Linked DNA regions of Homo sapiens: region 1 is linked to region 2. Evidence: chromatin contacts called from ENCODE Hi-C data. All regions are on one chromosome and are shown on one strand. Each heading gives the region's core, a stretch centred on a gene start or an enhancer-like site at or near the end of the contact. The rest is flanking DNA. Distances are from core to core; before and after follow the strand shown.

Region 1 (2,837 bases), core at 281-2,780, 2.4 Mb before region 2:
CTACCTTTCAATTCCTCCAGTCATGAGCTCCAGGGTTGGATGCTCCCGCAATGGCAAAACTCCGCTCTCGTTACTGTCATGGGGCCACCACCACCCACCAAGCATCAGCCCATCTTTCCATAATGTCAAGTCTAGAGTGACATTTGTCTAATGTTTGCCTACCTGGAGATGTTGCCCCGCCCACCACCACCAGCAAAAACAACCGGCACCCATCTTATACGGATAATTCCCTACCTAAGGAGTTCTAGAAATGCATGGCCCACCAAAACTCAGGGTGGGTCATGCATTTCTAGAGGAAGAAATGGTGATATGGAGAGAAAGCTTGTCCTAACCCACTTCTACCAAAGTAGGATTAAAGTCAATTTGAAAAAAAACACCCGTTTCTCCTTTTATATAAAAACCAAATGCAGAAACTATAGAGAAATGTAATAAGCTTGACTCTACACAAATACCAAAATACACTGTAAACAAAATTAAAGGTAACTGACAAATTGAGGAAATATTTGCAACGTATATCACAAGCCAAGTTTTCAAGCATCAAAAGTCCTTACAAAACCCATTTTTACAAAGATGAATGTCAAGTTTTAAAATGGACAAAAGACAGGAAAATGCAAATCACACAATAAGGACAAATGGCACTCAAGATATGGGAAAAAGTCTATTCTTCCTACTAAAAAGGAAGTGAATACAATTAAAGATGCCAATTTTTGACAATAAAATGGGCAAAAAAATTTTAAGAAAAAAGAGAATTTCCAATGCGGGCCAAGTATCGGGACACTTACTGGAAGGCAGTTTCCCTCTACCTTTAGAAAGCCTCAAAGTGAGCATATGCTTTGGCCCTGCAACCTCGCTTGTAGGAATTTATCCTAAGGAAACAGTCAGGGGTGACCTCAAAGATTCATCTGCAAGGATATTCAACATGGCTTTGATGCAGGAAAAAAAGTAAATAAATAAAAGGAAACAATGTAAGTCTTCCTAAATTATGCCAAATTCCTATGCTGTCATTAAAAAACATCTATAACTCCATCATCTAGGTGATTTTGACTTTTGCTTTGGACTTGCCTGTACATTTCTAAATTCTCTATGCCAAACATGCATTGTTTTGTCATCAGATTTTGTTTTACAAAAAAAAAAAAAAAATCGTCTTTATGACAAGGGGTTAATAGGGGAACTGTGCTTCCCAGGAATTGACCAGGCGTCTACACCCACCTACTGACTCAAGTTACCTAAGACTGACAGAGCCTTAAGAGGTCAGGAGAGCGCCAGAGCGCGTGACAGGCTCCCTCGTCTCGGTGCGGCCACGCGGGAAGGCAGGGTCCCGGGCGCCGAACAGGGACGGCAGGAGGATCGTTTACAGACGTCTACACAAGAAACTCACTTCCCGTCACCGAAGACAAACGCGAGGCCACACTGACCTCCAGGCCCAAGACGCCCCTCCCCGCCGCGGCTCCTGCTGCCCGAGTGCGCATGCGCGCGCCCAGCCCCCGCAGGCCGGCGCTTCCCAGGAGGCCCCGCGCGCGGGTTTCCATGGGGACGCGCCGGCGCTGCGGCGTTGGCGCAGTCGTGGGAACAGCGCGGAGCAGGTAACGGCCCCGCTGCTGCCGTCGTCCCCCTCAGCCGGTTACCCTGTTACAGCCCCAGCTCTGGGCCCTTCCGGACCCTCCTGCTACGCTCTTTCTGGGCTTCCAGTATCGCCGGTCACTCAGTCCTCGCCCCTGCCTGCCTCGCTGGCGCCCCGCCGTTTCCTCCTCGCGGCACAGTTTGCCAAGGAACAGCTACCCCGGCTCGGCAGTGACCGGGCGCCCCGGCGACACACGTACTCTCAGGCCCGCTGGGCAGGGGGACGGCCTGGGCCGAGGTGACCTAGCGCTCCCGGGGCCGCGCCTGGGTCTGGCGAGGGGGCGGAGGCCGATCTCACCGCCGCCCCACCGAGGGAACTTTGGGGTTTTTCTATCTGAATCTTCTATCTGACCTCCGATTTTGCCTCTGCTTACTTGCTGTTTTGCTTTGGATTAGTTTTTCTTTCTAACCTTAGCGCTGGCATCTCCCTATCTCGTAGGAATCTAAATCTTTTGAAATGTCTTCTCTGTCTGTGTTTGTCCCCCACTCACCCAGCCTCGGGGCTCTTTATCCACACCCTCCCCTCAGCGTGTTAACGTTTCGTTGCCACACTTAAGCCAACGGTTAACTTTTTTCAGAGACCAGTTTTCACGGCTGAATGTGAGCTTGAGCCTTTTTTCTGTCTACACTCAATCCCTAGATGAACTCATCCAGTCGCCTGTACTCAGAGCCTATCTGAATTCCAGTGAGCCCCAAGTGTGCATTCCCAGCCCTCGCCCCTCCCCTGAACACCAGATCCCTGCATTTAGCTGCCTGCCACATCCCTACTTGGATGTCTACGGCATCTCAAACACAGCTCGTCCAAGATAGCGCTCAATAATTCCCCAAGCCAAGCCTGTCCTCCCACAATCTTAATCCATCATAGTTGCTGGAAATTCCATCCTCCAGTTGCCCGAGTCTTGCATCCTGTTTGAGTCCTGTTTTTCTCTTCCTCACCTTCAGTCTGTCAGCACTGCCTTCAAAATGCACCCAGAATAGATTCACAATTCTACCATTTCTCTCAACCGCCACTGTCACCACCTTGGTCCAGGCCCCCATCATCTGGTGCGTGGATTATTTTACTTGCTTCCTAATTGGTTTCCCTGAGTCTGCCCCTCCCCCACTTGAGCATGACAGTCTTAATGGTATTTCCCCGTTCTCTGTTATTTCGTATGAGTAAGTTTTTTAAAGGATTATATAAATTACAATTTCCTTATATAAATTACAACTTCCATAGG
Region 2 (2,880 bases), core at 195-2,694:
CATTTTCCTTAGGATAAATCGCAAATTTCTTGCAACAAAAAATGTCCTAACTAGAGTCGTAGTTATAAGGAAAAGGCTCTCTCCGGAGGAGTAAAATCTGTAAAATTTCTACCTTGTTTCCCTCGCCAGGATCTTGGGCAAAATGGAAAGAGATTTAGGTGAATGCCATAAAATACTCTATAAACCATTAAATATCATCAAGAACGCCTAAGGACCGCATCGCCCAGTAGGAGAGTGCATATATTTTGAAAGGTCTCTGCAACTGAGGGGGTTTTGGCGTCCAGGGCGCCACTGGAAAAGGCACGGCGCACTGGTACCAGCCCAAATTCACCTACGTCTCGGCTTCATTTTTTATCTTTGATCCCCCTATTCTGTCTCCTGAACAGGCTGGCTGAAGAGGCCACACTGGCAGCGTCAACACTGCGGAGCAGCTGGCCAGACTCGATCCTGTCCACCCCCCTTCCCATTAGCGTCTGTGGGAGAGAATGCTCAGAAAGAGGCGCGGGGGCGAGGGGAGCGGCGAGGTTACCCCCCTCCTGGGTCCGTTCCGTGGGGACAGGCCCTGGACTGGACTGCCAGTTCACACGAAAACAGGTGGCAACAGAGTCGTGACACGCACACACAGCAAGGGGTGTGCACGAACGTTCACGCTCACCAACGAAACCTGCACACAAGAGATACCCACTCGACAGAATTAAATCCGCACACAAGAGATCACGCACTCAACAGGACCCATGCGCAGACACTCTGCGTCACTCGGAGACACGCAAGGACGCACACTTGCGCGAGCAAGGCTCTAGGCGGGGGTCGCAATTGCAGAAGGCGCGGCCACGCGCGCTAGGGGACGCGCAGCCCACAGACAGGGGCAGTAACACAAAGGGGGGCCACCTGCAAGGCCGAGAGCGCCCACGCAGCCGCCAGGGAGCGCGGACACCGACACAAAAGGGGCGACGAGGCGACACGCGAGCGCCTCCACCCAGCGGAGGTGTCAGCCACGCACCGGCCGAGGCACGGGCAGCGGGGGGTTGCGCACAAAGGGACTACTCACACCCTCGCACCGGCATCCCAGGGCCTCGCTCGCGAAGGGGCACCAGACCAAGGGGGCAAACCCACTGGGGTAGGCAATGGCGGCCACACCCCCTCATCGCGCGGGACCCAACCCATGCAGACACAGTAGGCACCTCAGCGAGGGACGCGAGGAGACGCGCACACACCCACACTCACCACACACCCACGGAGGGGGTGTGGAAGGCCCCGCTCCCCCGGCATCTCGGCTGCAGCGGGACAAGGTGACACATCCGGGAGCCCGGCAGCGCGCCGGGTGTGCACTCACCCGGGCCCGCCGCCCGCGAGCCTCGGACGCGGGCAGCAGCAGCAGCAGCCGCCGCCGCCGCCGCCGCCACCTCCGGCCCTCCACGTCAGCCGACGGCGGGAGGGAGCGGGTGGCGGCGTTGAAGCGAGGTGCGTCACGTGGGCTGGCAGCGCGCGTGCGCAGTCGCACCCCACCGCCCCCTCCTTCGCCGTCGCGAGCCGCGGGATCACGCCCGCCCCCGCGCTCGCTGGCTCCCACCCGGGGAGGGTCGTTGTGCGCCTGCGCCAGGGTGGGGGTTGCCGTCGCGCCTAGGCCTTTCCCTCAGGTTTTCCTCTTCCCCACTGCGGCTCCCCAGTCGGCGCTTGCGCGGAGAACTCAGCGCTGAGGTGGCCGAGGTGTCGGGAGGGGCCTGGGTGGGCGTATGAAGGACCCGAGGTCGAGGGCCCCCCCATACCCCGCCTCGAATGAGAAATAGAAGTCTCCACGAATGGGCAGGGCCCGGGGCCTGGGCGCCGCGACCTAGTAGGCCCGCATGCTGGTGGGCGCCGCGCGAGCCTTGTTCCCTGCCCTCCCCTCCCACAGGGAGGCCACGCTTGCAGAGCTGGAGCGCGCGTCTATCGCCCCAGAACCCCCCTCCCTGCCCTATCCTCCGCCACCCCTTCTGTTGCGGGGCGCGCGCCAGCCTGGGTGTCTGTATGCGCTCGAGGCGGGGGCGCGGGTTGCGGACGGAGGCGCGGGAGGCGGTTCTGCGCGGCGGGGGCCGTACCCGCGGCGGAGCGAGGAGGCGAGAATGGATCAATGGTGCCACGGAGCACATCGCTGACGCTGATTGTGTTCCTTTTCCACAGATTGTCTAAAGCCCCAGGAAAAATGGTGGAAAATTCACCGTCGCCATTGCCAGAAAGAGCGATTTATGGCTTTGTTCTTTTCTTAAGCTCCCAATTTGGCTTCAGTAAGTACTTTCCTGATGGATGGCCAGGGGCTTTTTCTGGCGTTCAGTGACAAGGGAAGAATACATTGGTTAGACTGTGCACACATGAACTGTTGATTCTTTCTCCCTATGTCTCTTTTTAAGAAAATCTGAAGGGATCTCGTGTTTGCTGAGTGTTCCGTGTGCCAGCACTAGCCTAGGAGGTTTTAGTCTCTACAAATATTTATACAGCACCAGACGCGATGGCAAAGTGGATAAAGCCTGGTCCCTGCCCTTAAGGAGGTCGTGGTCTTGTGGAGGAGACAGATGGGTAAATCTACAGTTAATGCTCAGTGTGATGAGTGTCAGGGAGCACGGTGGAGAGACATTGAAACCAGACTGGAAAGTCAAGGCTTTCTACAGAGGCCTTTCCCCCTGGCACTGATGCTGATTAGGAAAGAGTAAGAGGGAGGGAAGAAGTGGAAAGGCCTTGAATGAGGGCGTGAGAGGGTTTGGACCCGAGGAGCTTGTGATGTCACCAGTGTGCCCTGCGGGATCTGGGGAACAGGAGAAGTAGGCCAGAGAAGTCGGGTTGAAAGGTGTGTCGTTTGCGTCCTGGATCTCCCTTAATTTAACCCCATAACATTCCATTTTACAG

Evidence for each region. A loop is a pair of places that touch in the nucleus more often than their neighbours do. Pooled maps may share reads with other maps.
Region 1: a map of CD8-positive, alpha-beta T cell shows a loop between it and region 2 (10-fold over the local background). The contact joins the promoter of LCA5L here to the promoter of TTC3 in region 2. A Hi-C loop is called at or near these places in 1 of 168 maps with a recorded cell type or tissue (CD8-positive, alpha-beta T cell), 2 of 37 single-sample maps with no recorded cell type and 8 of 50 pooled maps.

Annotation. Positions count from the first base shown.
Region 1 is chr21:39,444,471-39,447,307 of GRCh38, reverse strand. LCA5L (lebercilin LCA5 like) reads left to right here and starts at 1,530. Exons shown (of 11, transcript NM_152505.4): 1 at 1,530-1,583. The region is part of intron 8 of GET1-SH3BGR (GET1-SH3BGR readthrough); the gene reads right to left. MIR6508 (microRNA 6508) reads right to left here and starts at 298; the gene lies at 239-298. It also overlaps a transcript of SH3BGR not described here. RefSeq lists a silencer at 1,360-1,619.
Region 2 is chr21:37,071,818-37,074,697 of GRCh38, reverse strand. TTC3 (tetratricopeptide repeat domain 3) reads right to left here and starts at 1,444. Exons shown (of 46, transcript NM_001330683.2): 1 at 1,225-1,444. It overlaps PIGP (phosphatidylinositol glycan anchor biosynthesis class P), which reads left to right and starts at 1,627. Exons shown (of 5, transcript NM_153682.3): 1 at 1,627-1,698; 2 at 2,161-2,264. The coding sequence starts at 2,183. RefSeq lists silencers at 1,037-1,096, 1,317-1,636, 1,877-2,156 and an enhancer at 1,435-1,729.